Regions from separate parts of the Homo sapiens genome. Here region 2 is linked to region 1. A link is a loop called in an ENCODE intact Hi-C map of the cell type or tissue named here. Cell type or tissue: MCF 10A. All regions are shown on one strand. Each heading gives the region's core, and the rest is flanking DNA. Links, peaks and the distances in the headings are about the cores only. Region 1 holds the start of LOC124904239 (a long non-coding RNA gene). Region 2 has its middle 59 kb from the start of LINC01892.

Region 1 (8,344 bases), core at 226-8,225:
TTAAATGTAAAAGCCAAAACTATAAAAACCATGGAAGACAACCTAGCAATACCATTCTGGATATAGGAACTAGCAGAGATTGATGACAAAGATGCTAAAAGCAATCTCAACAAAAGCAGAAGTTGACAAATGAGATCTAATTAAACTTAACAGCTTCTGCACTGCAAAAGAAACTGTCAAAAGAGTAAACAGACAACCTACAGAATGGGAGAAAATATTTGGAAACTATGCATCCGAAAAAGGTCTAAAATCCAGCATCTATACGGAACTTAAACAAATTTACAAGAAAAAACACCACCATTAAAAAGTGGGCAAGTGACAGGAACAGACACTTTTCAAAAGAGGACATACATGAGGCCAATAAGCAGATGAAAAAAACTCAATATCACTGATCATTAAAGAAATGCAAATCAAAACCATAAAGAGATACTATCTCACACTGGTCAGAATGGCTATTATTAAAAAGTCAAAAAACAAATGCTGGCGAGGTTGCAGAGAAAAGGGAATGCTAATACACTGTTGCTGGGAGTGTAAACTAGTTCAATCATTGTGAAAAGCAGTGTGATGATTCCTTAAAGAGCTAAAAACAGAACTACCATTTGTTCCAGCAATCCCATTGCTAGTGTATACCCAATGGAATACAAATCGTTCTACCATAAAGACCCACGCATGCAAACGTTCATTGCAGCACTATTCACAATTGCAAAGACATGAAATCAACCTAAATGTCCCTCAATGGCATTCAACCTAAATGAAATCAACCTAAATGTCCATCAAATGTCCAAAATGTGGTACATGTACACCATGGAATACTATGCAGCTATAAAAAAGAAAGAAATCAAGTCCTTTACAGGAACATGGATGGAGCCAAAGGCCATTAGCAAACTAACACAGGATCAGAAAATGAAATACCTCATGTTCTCACTTATAAGTGGGAGCTAAACGATGAAAACACATGGATAAATACAGAGGCGAATGAAAGACACTGGGGCCTACTTGGGAGTCGAGGGTTGGAGGAGAGAGAGGATCAGAAACAATAACTATTGGGTACCTGGGTGGTGAAATAATCTGTACAACAAACCCCCATGACGCAAGTTTACCTACGTAAGAAACCTGCACGTGGACCCCTGAACCTGAAATAAAAGTTAAAAAAAAAAAACCTCAAATACTTCATGAAAATCTTGTTTAAAATAGAAACCAAATTTTATTCTTGTCTTATTGTATTTAATATTAAAGCTAATTTTAAAAATAAAATATTAGAAAAAAGGAGCATTCACTCACACCTTTTGCAAATTTACTAAATATTAAGGTAAATAGTATTTAACAGACACTGTCGAGGGCCCTGGGAATAAAAAGATGAATGAGGAAAAGATAACTAGGAAAGTATCCAGTCTAGTGGGAAGACAGGGATGTGTGCAGATCATTAAAATCAACTGCATTAAGTGATCTCTAACGTATTAAAGTGTTCATAGAACATCAAAGGAGTCAGGGAGTAGTTGGAAGAAGAGAAAGAATCTCTGAGTGACAGTGCAGGACACTAGGTGCATATAGTTCAGGCCTCAGAATATAAATGGCTTTTGCAGGGTGCTTAGAATGGAAGAAACATTCCTTCATCCATCAGAGATGTGTATGCGGTAACTTGCACAAGTATCAGGGGATCCCAGAACTTTAGTTTAGTATGGCAAAATAAGTAGATTGCACTCCTAAAAAATAAAAATAAAAACTCATTGATTTCCCTTTTATCTTAAAAGAAGGAAAGGCAGGGTGATGTTGGCTTTTTATCCAAGTAGTAGGATCCTGGGTAGTGTGTTTACTCTCTATATAGGCTTATCGGTGATTAGAAATACCATTGAACGAAATCGGCATGTCTGTGAGGGTTATGTACGATACCGATTTATTGAATAGATTTAAAATAATGACCCAGTGTTTACACTGAGGGATTTTTCTTCTCTGAGTTAACTAAAATTATGGTCTACCAAAGCCCACTAGGAGAATTCTTGACTGTTGAGACTATGTATTTTAATGCAGCATTAGCCAGGAAAGACCTAGTTATCTGGTCAACCAACAAAATGATCTTTATCTCCATGTTAATAAATGTAAATAATTATTCTACCATTTGGTAATGTCAGGATGGCTATGGCTTTTCGTCCCAAGGGGTTTTGGTTCCAGTGCCAAATGTAGCTCTATAAACTGTGCAGAAGCAAATTTAGGTCACGATCAATACAAGCAATTAAGCCTTTGCAAAAGTGGCTAAGCCTTTGAATTCATTTAATTATGTTAGACCCAATGTAGGAAAAGAAAATGTTTCCTTTTTTCTTAAAGTTTATCCAGAATTTTTTCAAATATTTAACGCTCTTCTTTCTGCAGTACAGATTTGCTTTGCGTAAACTGGCTCTATTAATCTAAAAATAGACTGCTTGTAGAATATTATTAACTTTCCTGCGTGGGCATTATGCACATTCTGTACCATCACTCTCTGCAACAAGATGAGAAAATACCCTCGGGTCTGTCTTTTTACTGGGAAAGCTTTCTGGAAAAATAAAATGAAAAGGCTACTTAGGCCATATTTGATGTGAAGGAAAAGTACAGTATTTTCAGATGTTAGTTTTAGACCAAGAGGGAGAATTAATTTATAGGTATGACTAATGCTCAGTCTTGTTAAAGAAATGATTGTGCATGAAACCCAGGTAAAGATTATCTGACGTCTTCCAAGGAAACCTACATGGCAATTAATTCTTCGTAGCTTCTAGCAGAAAGGTTGGAATCCATGACTCTTCCCTTTCCAGAGGAAAGAGGAAATGGATGACTCAAAGGAGCCACATAATTTAAAAAAGAAAAGGAAAATGTACAAAGGTCAAGAAACAAGGTCAAAAGTTTAAGAAAGTTAAATTATAGTGCAAAAGGTAATTTTGTCAATAAAGTGGCTTGTACCTTCAAATAATTTTTTGATTTTTTGAAATGCCTACTTTTGATAGACATATATAGAGAGAAATAATATACAATGAAATGTTCCCTTTAGTCTGCTTCTTCTCATGTAATCTATGAAATCCTGGTATATCTCTCTTCTTTCTAAATATTTCTTATTTCTTCAGTTAGCCTCTCACATTGTCAGTTAAGTCATTTTATTTTGCACTAGAGTTAAACTCGTCTATTTTTCTTAAATCTCAATTAGGGAAAATGGTTTGCCTGGTAGTCATCAAGCTATGCACAAAAAGGACTGACAGTTTTCAGTATGACTTGTATATTTAATTTTCTTGCATATTCAAAATGCCAAGAATTTGATTTAATGTATTTTCTTCCTAAAAAGCTGTTTTGTTCACATATTTTTTCTTTTGGTTTCTGATGGTCTGTTTTGGTAGCTCATGTTTCTGTAACCATCAGTCATTGGCCTACCTTTGAAATAATAGGGACATGTTTATAATTGCCATTTTAAGGAGCCCAGCTATGATTACCCTTATCTGAAATGTGTTCCTTCCTTGTTCACAATCTCCTGCAAACATTGTTTTCTTCCTCTCTACCCTTATGAAGTGAATTCGGTGTTATCAACTATTGACAGACAACAGCTTCATTAAGGGCAGCACATTATTATTTCACTTGATTCTACCTGTCCATGGTCCAGCATTTCTAAAACCCAACTATCCTTTGTAGGTGCTAGTGTGGTGGCAACATTTAATAACCAGTGTAGGGGAAGAAGAATAATTATTATCTCAACCCTGATAAGTTTTAAGTTGGAATGGACCCCATAGCAAAAGACACTTTAAAAAGAGAAAAACAAACAGAAGTTTATTAATATGTTTATTTAATACACGCATGGAAGATACCTAGGGAATGAGTAATTTTCAAAGAGGTGGCTTGAATTCCAACTTATGTGGGATCTTCTACAAAGAACAGTCAATGCTTAGAGAAGTGACAAGACAAAAAAAATAAAAAATAAAAAGACTTTGTATCTCTAGGGGCCACAAGGTGGGGGAAGGAAAATAACTGGCAGAGAAAGGCTGGTTTGCAAAGCTTGCTAACGTAGTTTCCTCTGGTGCCATCTTCCGGCCCGTAAGGGTGAAAAACTCTCTTCAGTGGTTAACCTTTGTTCTTTCAGAGAGGGGAGGTGAAATAGCTTTTGTCTTTGTAAATTTACATCCCAATTTTAGGCAAATAGAGAGAGGGCAAAGAGCCTTCCTGCTTCTGCTTGTTCTTAATTCCTTCAGCCCAATCAGACTTCTGCCAAAGAGGCACATTTGGGTGTAGCGTATTCTGGTTTCCCATACCTGCTGTCAGAAAAAAGGTTGGTAATATTTGCCAGTTTCTGCAGTGCATGCACTTTTTCCACGGCTAGCTTCAAGCTACCAGCAAGTCTTTCCCGACTCCTGCTTTGGAAAGATGGGTATGGTCTCCCTAGCCAGTCCCCACCATGCCAACTGAAAAATAGGCTGGAGCAGGGGGATCTGCAAATCGCTATCATCTTCTCTTTAATTGAGTGCACTTAGTGCTACAGATTGGAATACATATGTTGCTACTGGTGTTTCTTCTAATGGAAGAAAACAGCTCCCATATTTATTAGTAGTACTGCTATTACTTTCTCAGTAAGGGCTCCCCTAATTTCTTTTTTTGGAGCAAACAAAACATTATCTACCGAAAGCTGTAGATGTGTTTGTTGATGAGTACCATACATAAATACAGCCCATGTGAGAAGTGAGAATGTCAAAATACCAGACACTTTAAAAAAAAAAGAAGAAATCCAAAGACACTTAAAGGAACAATAAAGGAAAGAAATTAAAGGTTGATTGTCGTCCAGATATAGTGGTACTTACTTGAAAATGTGTCCTTGAAAGTCTATTAAAAGATCAGACACAGGAGCTTTCGGTTTTGTTACGAATAAGAGTGTTTTCAACCAAGATAGTAGTGCTTCTCCTTGTTCACAGAGGTATTGACTCCTATCACGGGTAGCTCCTGCTGCATTTTCTCCTTTATACTGCCGCAGTATATATTTCAACCACCTGTGAAATTAAAAAATGTCCCTGTAGCAGTTGGATTCGGTTTGTTAGTCCATGTCTTATCAAAAACTGTTTAAATGTATCTCTGGTGACATTTCAATGATAATTAAAAGCAAGATTCCAAGTTTCAGGAGGGAAGCATATTTTCAGTTACATCTTAACTCATCCAGTGTAACTCTGCCAAGAAATGAGTTCATCACATGAAATAACAGGAGTCTAATTCTTCCCATAATCTTTCATTTTAACATTTCATTTATAAACAACCAAGATGAGAAGATGGATGTGATCAAAGGACTCTATTTTATAAAAGAGATGTGAAAAATCCTAGACGTAAATCACCTTACTAAGTTAGGTCAAATAGTCAAGAAAATGTGAGACACTCTTATCTAACTTGGGCACTAAAAGAATATTATTTTATTTTTGCTCAAACCCATCAGTATCTCTGTCCATTAGTAGAAGTCCTTGGTGCCTGGACCTCTGAGCAGCTTCCTGACTGATCCCTCTGTCTCCAGCCTGGCCTTCTTTCTAGACTTCACTGGACACCCTTGTAGTTGTCATCTTCCACAAGCAGAGCTCTGAACATTTGACTTCCCAGCAAATCTTTACTGAAAGCCAGTTTCTCCATTACTTCCTCCTGGTTAGAAGTGATTTTCCCTACCTCTGAGCATATGATAAAATTTTGTAAACCTTCCCCATCTAAAGAATATTATATGTGTGTGAGAAACGGAACACAAATGATAGAGCAAAGTGGTGAAATGTTAATACTAGGTGAGCCTGGGTGAAAGTTGTATGCATATTCTTTGTACTAGTATTGAAACTTTTTGTATTTAATATTTATTTCAAACTACTTTTTAAAAACCTTCAACATCAGATCCCAGTTTATTAAACTCAATAATAATTCTCCCATCGGTGCCACCTGCTCCAGTTACCCCAGGTGATGATGGTATTGGCTCTAAATTAAGCCTTGCAAGATGTGCAGTTCCTGATAGAGCAACACAAAGGGCAATGTCAAATGTGTGGAATTTTGGGAAAGTGTAATGTCTTTGGGGTGACTGGCCACCTCTCCCATTTTGTTTGGGACTGAGTAAAAGTAGTAAAGTCCCAGACAAACCCAGATGAGTTAGTCACCCTCCTTTGTGGGACTCTGCTGGATGAGTGTAACTGAAGCCAAACACTAGTGTCAGGAGTGCTGGGGAACAATCCAAACAAGAACACCTCTGTTTCATTCTGTGTGAAGTAGGAAACCTGATAAGCCCTTTCAACTACAAAGGGAGAGAGTCGTATTATGAAAAGTGTAAGTTGTGTTCAAAGAAAATTCATCTTTGATGCACGCATGATTGTGAAGAGAGGGAGATCACGAGGGAGATCCATGTTGCTGTGTTATTTGAGGATTTCCATTGCCTGTCAGTAAAGTCCAAATTCCTTAGCTCAGAATAGAAGACTTATTTATAAGGACTACCATGTATCCAGGGCAATATAAATGACTTTCACTCACCCCAAAACAACTGATAAAGTTCATGCCATTATGCCCAATTTGAAAAATACAGACACTGAAGATCAGAGAGGTAAAGTGCCTTCCCCAAGGGACGCAGCCGAGATTTAATGGCTCGATAAGTGTTGAGTGAGGTTACTGGGAGAAGATTTCAAGTTGCCAGAAGTTTTGATTCTAGGATTCATGTACTTAAAATAGAAGAAAGAGCTTTCTTTTCATTTTATTACAAATAAACTTATTGAGACACTAAAGCACATAGGATATGTGTGAGGCTTTAAGAGGCTACAATTTGGGCCTAAATGTGAGAGTCTAGGATAACATACTTCTCATAACCAGCTGTGTGACCTTGAATAAGTTACTCTGTGTCTCAGTTTCCTCATCTCATAGAATGATGATAGTATGTCTTATAATTAATGTAAGACACTTATCACAGTGCGTGGTACTCAATAGGCACTGAATCAATAAGAACAATAATAACAAAAGGCATCATGACTATTTTAATGTTGAAAGGAAATGGTCTTAAGTTAGGAACTTAAATGTAAGCAGAAACTAGCTCTATTTTATTGAATAGGGAGCATTTCTGCCTATGAGCATCATTAGGGCCTTTACTTTTGACAGCTGTTACAGTTGCCGGTGTCATTTAGCAGAATGCAGGGCACCCTCAGATGATTCCTATGAACAATGGTGACTTTCACTTATCACGTGGTGACATTTTGATGTTTCATAATCCTCATCAGTTTGAAGGTTACAAAAAAAAGAGGTACAGACTTATCCAATAAATAAAAACCGTATTTCTTTGTCTTAAGCTTAAAGGGCAGAGTTGCATTTTAATCTCTGCTTTGTTGTCCTGCGAAGGAGCTACCTTTACACAAATTGCTCTCAACATGTAAATGTTTTATTGTTTTAGGATAGGAATCATGTTCCTAGCATACTGTGATTTTTACACTAAACACATAATTTTCCTTGCAATGGGTGGGTTTATTATAAATAAAAATGTTATGAATAATGTTCTATTTCAAGATAATCTAGCATCATATATGTAATCATTTTCAGTAGATATTAGTTTAGACATTTCTATATTGCATACTCTTTATAACAATATGTTCATACTCTAAAATGTAATATGAAAGTACATTGACCTTAATATATACTTACTATTTATTATTTAAGTTACATGAGATTTATCAAGCTCTGTATATTTTAAGATTCTTGGAAAAAGCTCTTGGAATGTTTTCATAATATAAAATATGACTATAAAAAGCATGTCCTTTACAGTCAGTATAAAATAATATCATTCTAAACTCTAGTGAGTGTCATTGGTTAATATGCAAAGAAATGGGTATGAAAAAATATTTACTGAACCATATACTAAACAGACATTTAAAGAGCACCTTATTCTATTTCTGAAGCACCATACTAGTCACTATGAGATACACAAAGATAAATAAGGTTTAGTGTCTGACCTTAAGATTATTCATACTGGAAACTAAGAAAAGTATGCAAAAAATTATAAAACAAACTATGATGTGTTCTAAAACATGTTTTAGAATCAAGTAAGCAGAGATAAAAAAAAATATATAGTGGTGTGTGCTTATAGTTCCATCTAGGGAGGCCGAGGCAGGAGGATCCCTTAGGCTGAGAAGTTTGAGTTCAGCTTGGGCAACATATGGAGACCCCTATCTCTAATGTGTGTGTGTGTGTGTGTGTGTGTGTGTGTGTGTGTGTGTGTGTGTGTGTGTTTATTCCAGGACCCGTAGGATTTCTACAGGTAGAGATAAGGAAGAGAGAGTAAGACCCTATAGTGGGATAGTCTGAATCTCAGAAGTAGATAATACTTGAATGGAATTCAATAAAGATTTGAGTG
Region 2 (8,344 bases), core at 84-8,083, 840 kb before region 1:
GGCACATTGTCAAGCATTTGGATTTTTTGCTAAAACTTTGGGGTTTGTTTTTCATGCACTAGCTTTATCCAGAGTCAGCAGGAGGAGCAACACCTCTTAATTCAGGGGCGTGCTAGAGCTGGCCAAAATTGACTCACAGAGTTTGTTGTCAAAATTTCAGAAATTTTACACTAGTTGCTAACCACAGCCATCATTAAAATCAAGCTATATAAACGTATAATTAAATATTAAAAACAAAGGCAATAAATGCTAAAAAAAATCATGGCTTCCTAATGATTTTACTCTATTTACTACTATCTATGTCCTTGAGCTAATTTACTCCTTTGCCTGTAAGGTGGAAACACGGGGTGAGAACCTACACACCTCTTTTCAATTATGCACTCAGGAACTTCACATTGGTAGCCTGAAACAAGCCATGGTGGGACTATTTACACCATGGAAATCGGCAAACACAACAAACCCAGGCTGTTTTCTTCTTTCCCAGAGAGCCGATTGTTAGCATTTACCAGCACACCACCGAACACTACTGAGGTTCTCACACAAAAAAAACTTCAGGGGAAGAATCTTTCCAAAGGTCCTCTATCTCAGAAAAAACAAAAAAAGCCCCACAAAAACAAAAAAACAAAATATTTCAACACCCAACATCTGATTAAAAAAAAAAATTAATGTGGGTGGGGTATGAGGCTTGTCAACTGTTTTCAGAGGTCTCCTTGATGAAGGCTGCATGTGGTCTAGCACTTCCTTTGGAAGGTGTTATCTCTTATCCCCTAGGTCTTCGGATGAAACTCACATTTAAAAGGCTGTTATATGAAAAGGACTACAGATGCTATTATGTTCATGTTGCATAATATGAACAATTTTAATTTGCATGTTTAATTCCATACAAAAATTGGCATAATCTGAAAGTCAATGAATATTAGAATTATGCCAACTGTTCCCTATTAATCAATTTTATGTGTGAATTCAACCTAAAACCCTCAACAGTTCTATTTTAGGCATATTGATAATACTGACCAAGCCTAAGTGCTCCAAATTTATTATACCTACTCATATTTATATCTGATTGCATTTGTATGTGCTTTAAAGGCATCATTTCCACTTTCGACATTCAACTCAGCTCAACCACATCAAATGCTAGTTTCAGGAGTCCATGTTCAGAGGTAATATTTTGTGCATATTGTAATAGCTGTATCATGCTGTCATGGCATGGATATTAGTTATTTCTATGGATAAATACCATATAAACTTAGAACATGGACCTGAGAAGCAAGAAATATATTAATAAATAATTTTAAATTTTAGATAAAATAACCCAAACCAGTGGACGTTATAGGGAAGAAAATGAAATCTGCAGGAAGATAAAATCAGAGGAGGAGGAATAATATAAGTTTAAATTAAAAAGGAATAAACATAATAAGAGTGACTTTGAAGTCCTTACCCTAGCATCCATGAAATAGGTGAGGGTCAGTTTTTAGGGTTTAGGAAGTCTGTGAATCTCCTGAAATTGTTCAAATATATGTGTTAATGTAATACCATGAATTTTTCAGAAGAGATTTTTCTTTGTTTTCACTGGATTCTCAGAGGGACTCCAATGACTCCCCAGTAGAAAGAGCCATGGTTTACTACCAATAGCATCACATTAAGACTTCTGAAATCTGAACTACTAAGTCATTCTTTAAATTGAACTATTCCCTTTAACCTCTCAGGCACCCGTGTTTTCACTTATGACCCAGTGTGAGCTCTAAGTTACCATCGTCCCATGGCATGCACAGGGTTGGGGCTTAGGGAGAAAATTAAGTTACACTATTCTTTTCCTGCAGAGTGTGGAATCATATGAAACATAAAACATGTGAGTAAAACAGATGGAAACCAAATTTCAATTTCATGAAAGCTGGATTGGAGAATATGATTTAGATCTACAGCCAAATGTACTTCATTTTACTGCTTTTCTGCTTGGTACATTAATATACCCACCAGAAAAGATATTTTACCCCTCTATAAACTTACTGCCTGGAGGAGCAGAGAATGTATGCATCCTGAGGGCACACTTTCCACAAAAGAGCAACTAGAAGGTACTGAACCAAGTGTCTTCAGGCCCTTTTAAAAAACAGCACCAAAAAGATAAATGAGACAGTTGATAGAGACTATTCTTTTCTTGGATGGTGGCGAGTGGGGAGGCATCAGTTTCTTGCTTTAGGAGACAAGGTGGCAATGCCAGGAGGAGTAAAAAAAGCACTGCCCTATAGACAGATGCCTCTTGGGCATACAAACCCAAAAGGCTGTCTAACAGAATAGCTTGAAAAAAGTCATTTGAGGCAGCTGAATGTGGGACATTTTATGCAAGTCTAAGAAAGTTTAATTTGATCAAACATAAGATGGTTACTTATTTTTTAAAATAAAACTTGATGTAACAAGAAGTGTTTTAGGTAGATTAAACTGTGACAATATTATACAATGTATTAGAGTAGTAACAATAGAAAGAAACAGGCACCAGGTGATAAAATTCATGATGTTAGATTCAAAGGTTTTAAATTTTTGGCAGCAGAAATTAAGATAATTATGGTGATTCCTTGAATGCAAAGAGTAAGAGAGTTACAGAGTGAGAAGAATCAAATGCTTCAGTCTTTAGACTATAAGGATTGAATAGCTGAGAAAGAAAGCTTTTGGGGATAGTGACCAACGATGAGAGGTTTTAATATTTCCATTTTTATTCGCTAAATTAAATTGGTGAATTGAGGTGAGTAACACATATTTTGCAAGTAATGAAACTGAAGCTAATATTAGTTACTACCTATGCAACATTATATTTTAATTTGGGATTTCCAAGTCAGCTCAGGACTCTGTGATTTATTTATTATTTATGCATTGATTGAAATTTATGATTTTTTTTTTTTTTTTGAGACAGAGTCTTACTCTGTCAGCCAGGCTGGAGTGCAGTGGCAGGATCTCAGCTCACTGCAACCTCTGTATCCCAGGCTCAAGCAATTCTCCTGCCTCAGCCTCCCAAGTAGCTGGGATTACAGGCGTGTGCCACCATGCCTGGCTAATTTTTGTATTTTTAGCCGAGATGGGGTTTCACCATGTTGGCCAGACTGGTCTCGAACTCCTGACCTCAGGTAATCCACCCGCCTCTGCCTCCCAAAGTGCTGGGATTACAGGCGTGAGCCACCTCGCATGGCCGAAATTTATGATACTTTACTAGCCATATGACAGTTGCCAATTTATGGCTTCTGCTCCACATTCACCCTTCAATTACCTTCTCCACTGTAATGAAGCATTTCTTTGCAGCAAGTACAATATCAAGCTTTGCCAGTAGAGGGAGCTGGAGGGAGATTGGAGAAAGAGAGAGCTTCCTAGTTCCACAGCTGCTGCTGCGGCTGGTGGTGTGCTGCTTTTCCATGGATTTATCAGCAGTATGTGTGTATATACTGGGATGGGGGTGCATTCAGTGATGCTCTACTCTTGCTGTGTGTCCAGACTGCACAATCATTTTGAAAAGTCCCAACTTGACTCTAGCCTGGTGACCACCTTACATGAACACCATGCACCCAAGACCTCCCAATGATGCCTTGCTGGTGACTGGGCTTTTCACTCCCTGACACACCCTTCGTACATTCACCTGCCAGCCTTAACCTCTGTGCAGTTTCTCTAGTGCTGGTCTCCTGCAGATGCTTTCTCCAGAGATCAGCTGTCGTAGCAGCGTAGTTTTCTCTAACCCTGGGATCCTTCAGGGTACATAAATTTTGCAATAGCACAGCTTTCTCCAGCTCTGGCTTCCTGAGGAGTTACCAGAGTAAGGGATTTTTCTTGCACTGGGCTCCTAAGGGCATGATTCCAGAAGTGTTCAGTGGCCAACAGAACCTCTTGGCACCTTAGAGGGCAGATTTTCAGCAAGAACCACTGGTGAGGTCCTTAAGGACTTCCCAGTATTCAGAGAGGTATGCATTTCAGGCTTGGAGGAGCCCTTCTGTGAGTTCCCTAGTCTTAAGGACATTGGTTTTCCCTTATATCTGTTGCTGTTGTGTTCTTAAGAATCCTCTTTAACTCTCACTAGCCAATTTTCCATTATTCCAATTCCATGCTAATAATTCTACGTTAAACTTTTCTTGCTCAGATTACTGTGTGGTTTCTGTCTGCTACCCGGACCCTAAGTGACAAACAGAGGCACTGACCTTGCAACCTCACTCATCTTTTATCATCCTCTGTCAGTGGCCATTCTGTTTTTCTGTATAAGATTGATTTTACTTTATAATGAGCTCTCCATACCTGAAAAAGAATAAGTGACTTTATTCTGAATTATGTAGATCCTGGAGATCCAACTCATTTATGGAGAATAGTTTCAAGCTGCTGACTTGAGTAGGAGAATTCTTCATGGAATAGAGCAAGAAATAGTGGATCTCAAAGGCAGGAATCTGACTTTTCCTTTGTCAGCAGGCAACTGGCACCAGCTTTTGTCTTTCTTTTCTCTATTTTCTCCTTTCTCGTTTTTATCGCGAGTAGGAAGGAACTGAAAGAATACTACAGGATTGGAATTAGACTGCATGGGACTGGGGGGATAGAATTAATTATGGCAAGCAGAATATTGCTGTTTTTTACGCAAATTCGAATTACTCCAATCAGAAATTGTGACCCGGAAGTGTGGGGTCCTAGGTTCTTATCTTCTGAGAGGAAAGAACTCAACCAAGAGACATGCAGTGATAGTTAAGCATTAGTAAAGTTTATTTAAAATGACAGGACCCCCTGAAATCTGGGTCAGAGTGGGCTGCTTGAGAATAAGACAGCCCAAATTATCACTGTGGAAGCTCCCTTATGGGAGTTTTACATGATTATTCATGAAAGGGGCATGAAGGGATGTTACTAGCAAGCATGTTTTGAGTGGTCCCTGAGATGTGCTTGTGCTGTGGCTGTACATGCCAGTACATATGTCAGTTGTCTCATTAGCATTTTAAATCTTCACCCAGGGGTGTGTTTTTTACTATTTTAATGAGCAAAAGGTTACTTTTAGGGTGAGCCAAATCAAAGTGCACATGCTTGCTACTGGGAAAAGTCCCTACTGAAGTCATTTCCTGCTAGGGCTGGATGAGCTTAACCCCAAGTTCAGATGTGGACATTGTTTTCTTCTGATTGCTAGTGGGGCAAGGTTTCCAGAGCTTGCTTCCTCTGAGACTGCCTTTCCTGCTCATGTTTGTCTGTCTACCTACTCTAACAAGGTTGGTAAGATAAACCCCCAGTGAGATTGCCTAAAAATGAATATGGGGGCACTTAATTGGCAAGCCAGTCTTCTCTTTTTTCCCTTCCATTTCCATACCCCACCACATCCTCTAAGCACTCAGTGTCTTCCGGGTGCTCAAATCTTTCAACACCATTCTGGTCTACTCATCCCTCTTGAAGTAATTTATTCTCCATGATGAATTTTCCTACTTCTTTTCACATCAATAAAAACTCCCAAGTATTGAGCTTGAATTAGCGTAGTGCTTTTTAACATTAATGAGTGAATAGAGCCTATACTTAATACCCTCAAAGTGGAGGTTTTCACCCAAATTAATCTTAATTGGTGGAATTTGGTAAGGGAGACAGTAGTAGGAATATACTGTTGAGAAGCGACCTGGTGATGTTTTTTGCTAGAAGCACAACATTTAGACTAGACTATGAATAGAAGCTCAACATTTAGGTTGAGCAAAAAACATCTCCTCCTTCTTCATCATACCCAGGCTGGATTTCTGAGGGAAAAAAACAAATCCATGAAAATTATTGGTAATTAGCTTGGAGCTGCATGCCACTAAAGCCCTTAGTAGTTACATGAGCAAATAAATGATACTATGATCCTTAGTAGTTACATGAGCAAATAAATGATGCTATGATACTATCATGCTTGGCTTGACAAAAAGAACACTAGAAATTATGAATTTTTAGGACATCTTTTGAGTTATGCATTTGACAAACATTTCTTCTGACAATCTTATTTATCATGCCAAGTTGGTAGATTCAAGTAATTATTTCTCTTTTCTTCGTACAATAAAGTAGTCAAAGAGTTAACTATGCTGCTCCAGATCATGGTCTATGAGGGTATCAAAAATGACTAGAATCTTCAGTCTTTCTATTTGATCACATTACTTTCTATCAGGGGATTTTACTTGGAATTTTTCACATGTGCAACCCATTTTTAAACTTGCAGGTTGGATTTGTGAACTAAGAAAAATAATAATTTGCATGGAAGAGATTTCAAATGCCTGTTGATGGGAAGAATTGCCTTAAAGTGGCATAGAGGATCTCAAGAGGGTTTCAAAGTCACATCACAAGGTGTTTTGATTCTTCTGAACATCAAATAATTTTCACAAAAAGAACATACTTTCAATCTGAAGGTAAAAGAAAGGAAGACAAAAAGCAAGGACTATTAGCAGAGCCTGCTCTAAAAGATGTTGAAAACAATAATAACAGAAAGATGGATTCATTCCGAATGTTTTAATCTGTATTTTAATATAATTGCACAGTGATTTCTCTCCTTATGTTGATTTGGCATATCCAAATTAACCAGGAGTTGGTTTTCTAATTACATACTTGAGGTTTAGAAGAGTGGTGTATATTGAAAAATTAAACAGCAAAATTTTCTAGCACCTTATACATTTGGATTTGCTAAATTAGTCCTGATTGGTTTTTTAAGAAATTCATTTTTATGAAGCAGTGTAGGATGGTTGATCAGTTAAGTTTTCTTCAGGCACAGATAAATAAGAAGCAGTGATTCCTTCATTCATTTATTCATGTATTAATTCTGGAATATCATATGGACATAGAAGAAAAGTGATCATATAACTTATTTCATCAGGCTTTTTATTTTTATTTTTCTTCCTTTTCTTAATTATATGTACATACTTTCCATAGAGTGGGGAATAAGCCTAATAAAGATTTAGGGGCTCAATACATCACTGAAGTTGTTAGGAGTCCAGTGGTCTGAAGCATAGCAAGAAATACTCTTACAGAATAAAAGACAAATTATTGCATTTTGTACTTTCCACCACTAAAATGGACCGATGGAGTTTTTGTTTGTTTTGAGACGGTGTTTCCCTCTGTCGCCCAGGCTGGCGTGCAGTGGCACGATCTCGGCTCACTGCAAACTCTGCCTCCCGGGTTCACGCTATTCTCCCACCTCAGCCTCCCGAGTAGCTGGGACTACAGGCACCCACCACCACGCCCTGCTAATTTTGTTTTTGTATTTTTAGTAGAGACAGGGTTTCACCGTGTTAGCCAGGATGGTCTGGATCTCCTGCCCTCGTGATCCACCCTCCTCGGCCTCCCAAAGTGCTGGGATTACGGGCGTGAGCCACTGTGCCTGGCCCTGATGGAGTTTTTGTTTTGTTTTTTTTTTTGTTTTCCATTCTGGGGGTAGCTTATTATTCCATACTTGGAAATACACCTTTAAGTCATGTAGTAAGTTAAAAGGACGGCTTCCTGCTTTAGTAATGTCTACAGCAGAAAAGAAGTCTGTGTCAGGTCCAGGCTGCAACACCAGTAATGCTACTACTTGGATGACATTGAGAGGTGAAGCCAGCTGAGCTTCTGGGTGGAGTGGGTACTTGGAGAACATTTCTGTCTAGGTAGAGGATTGTAAATGCACCAGTCAGCACTCTGTAAAAACGCACTAATCAGTGCTCTGTGGCTAGCTAAAGGATGGTAAATGCACCAATCAGCACTCTGTAAAAACGCACCAATCAGCACTCTGTGCCTAGCTAAAGGATTGTGAAGGCACCAGTCAGCACTCTGTAAAATGGACCAATCAGCACTCTGTAAAATGGACCAATCAGCACTCTGTAAAATGGACCAATCAGCAGGATGTGGGTGGGGCCAAATAAGGGAATAAAATTTGGCCATAGAGCCTGCTGTGGCAACCCACTAGGGTCCCCTTCCACACTGTGGTTGTTTTGTTCTTTCACTCTTCACAATAAATCTTGCTGTCGCTCACTCTGGGTCTGCACTATCTTTAAGAGCTGTAACATTCACTGCAACGGTCTGCAGATGAGGGTCTGTGGCTTCAGTCATCGAGGCCACGAACCCACTGGGAGGAACAAACAACTCTGGCGGTGCCACCTTTGAGAGATGCAACACTCACTGCGAAGGTCTGCAGCTTCATTCCTGAAGTCTGCAAGACCACGAACCCACTGGAAGGAAGAAACTCTGGACACATCTGAACATCTGAAGGAACAAACTCCGGACACGCCATCTTTAAGAGCTGTAATACCGCGAGGGTCCGCAGCTTCATTCTTGAAGTCAGCGAGACCAAGAACCCACCAGAAAAAAACAATTCCAGACACAATATGATCCAGCGTTAGAGGTGTCTTTGGTGGGAAAA

The links. A loop is a pair of places that touch in the nucleus more often than their neighbours do. Peaks named below come from ENCODE experiments on the same cell type or tissue, not always from the same donor. Only the 100,000 strongest peaks of a DNase experiment are listed, where the experiment ranks them.
Region 2: a loop joins it to region 1, with 9 times the contacts of the local background. A loop is called at or near these places in 3 of 110 quality-filtered maps.

The regions. Positions count from the first base shown.
Region 1 is chr18:4,178,078-4,186,421 of GRCh38, reverse strand. All of the region lies in intron 1 of DLGAP1 (DLG associated protein 1), which reads left to right. LOC124904239 (a long non-coding RNA gene) reads right to left here and starts at 5,262. Exons shown (of 2, transcript XR_007066271.1): 1 at 4,806-5,262; 2 at 1-4,265. RefSeq lists an enhancer at 3,899-4,193. In MCF 10A, for the core only: a CTCF peak has its summit at 4,019 (motif pointing left); no DNase peak of the experiment used is centred there.
Region 2 is chr18:5,018,479-5,026,822 of GRCh38, reverse strand. No RefSeq gene overlaps it. Among named protein-coding and RNA genes, the nearest start is that of LINC01892, 59 kb to the left of the region's middle. In MCF 10A, for the core only: a CTCF peak has its summit at 3,312 (motif pointing right); no DNase peak of the experiment used is centred there.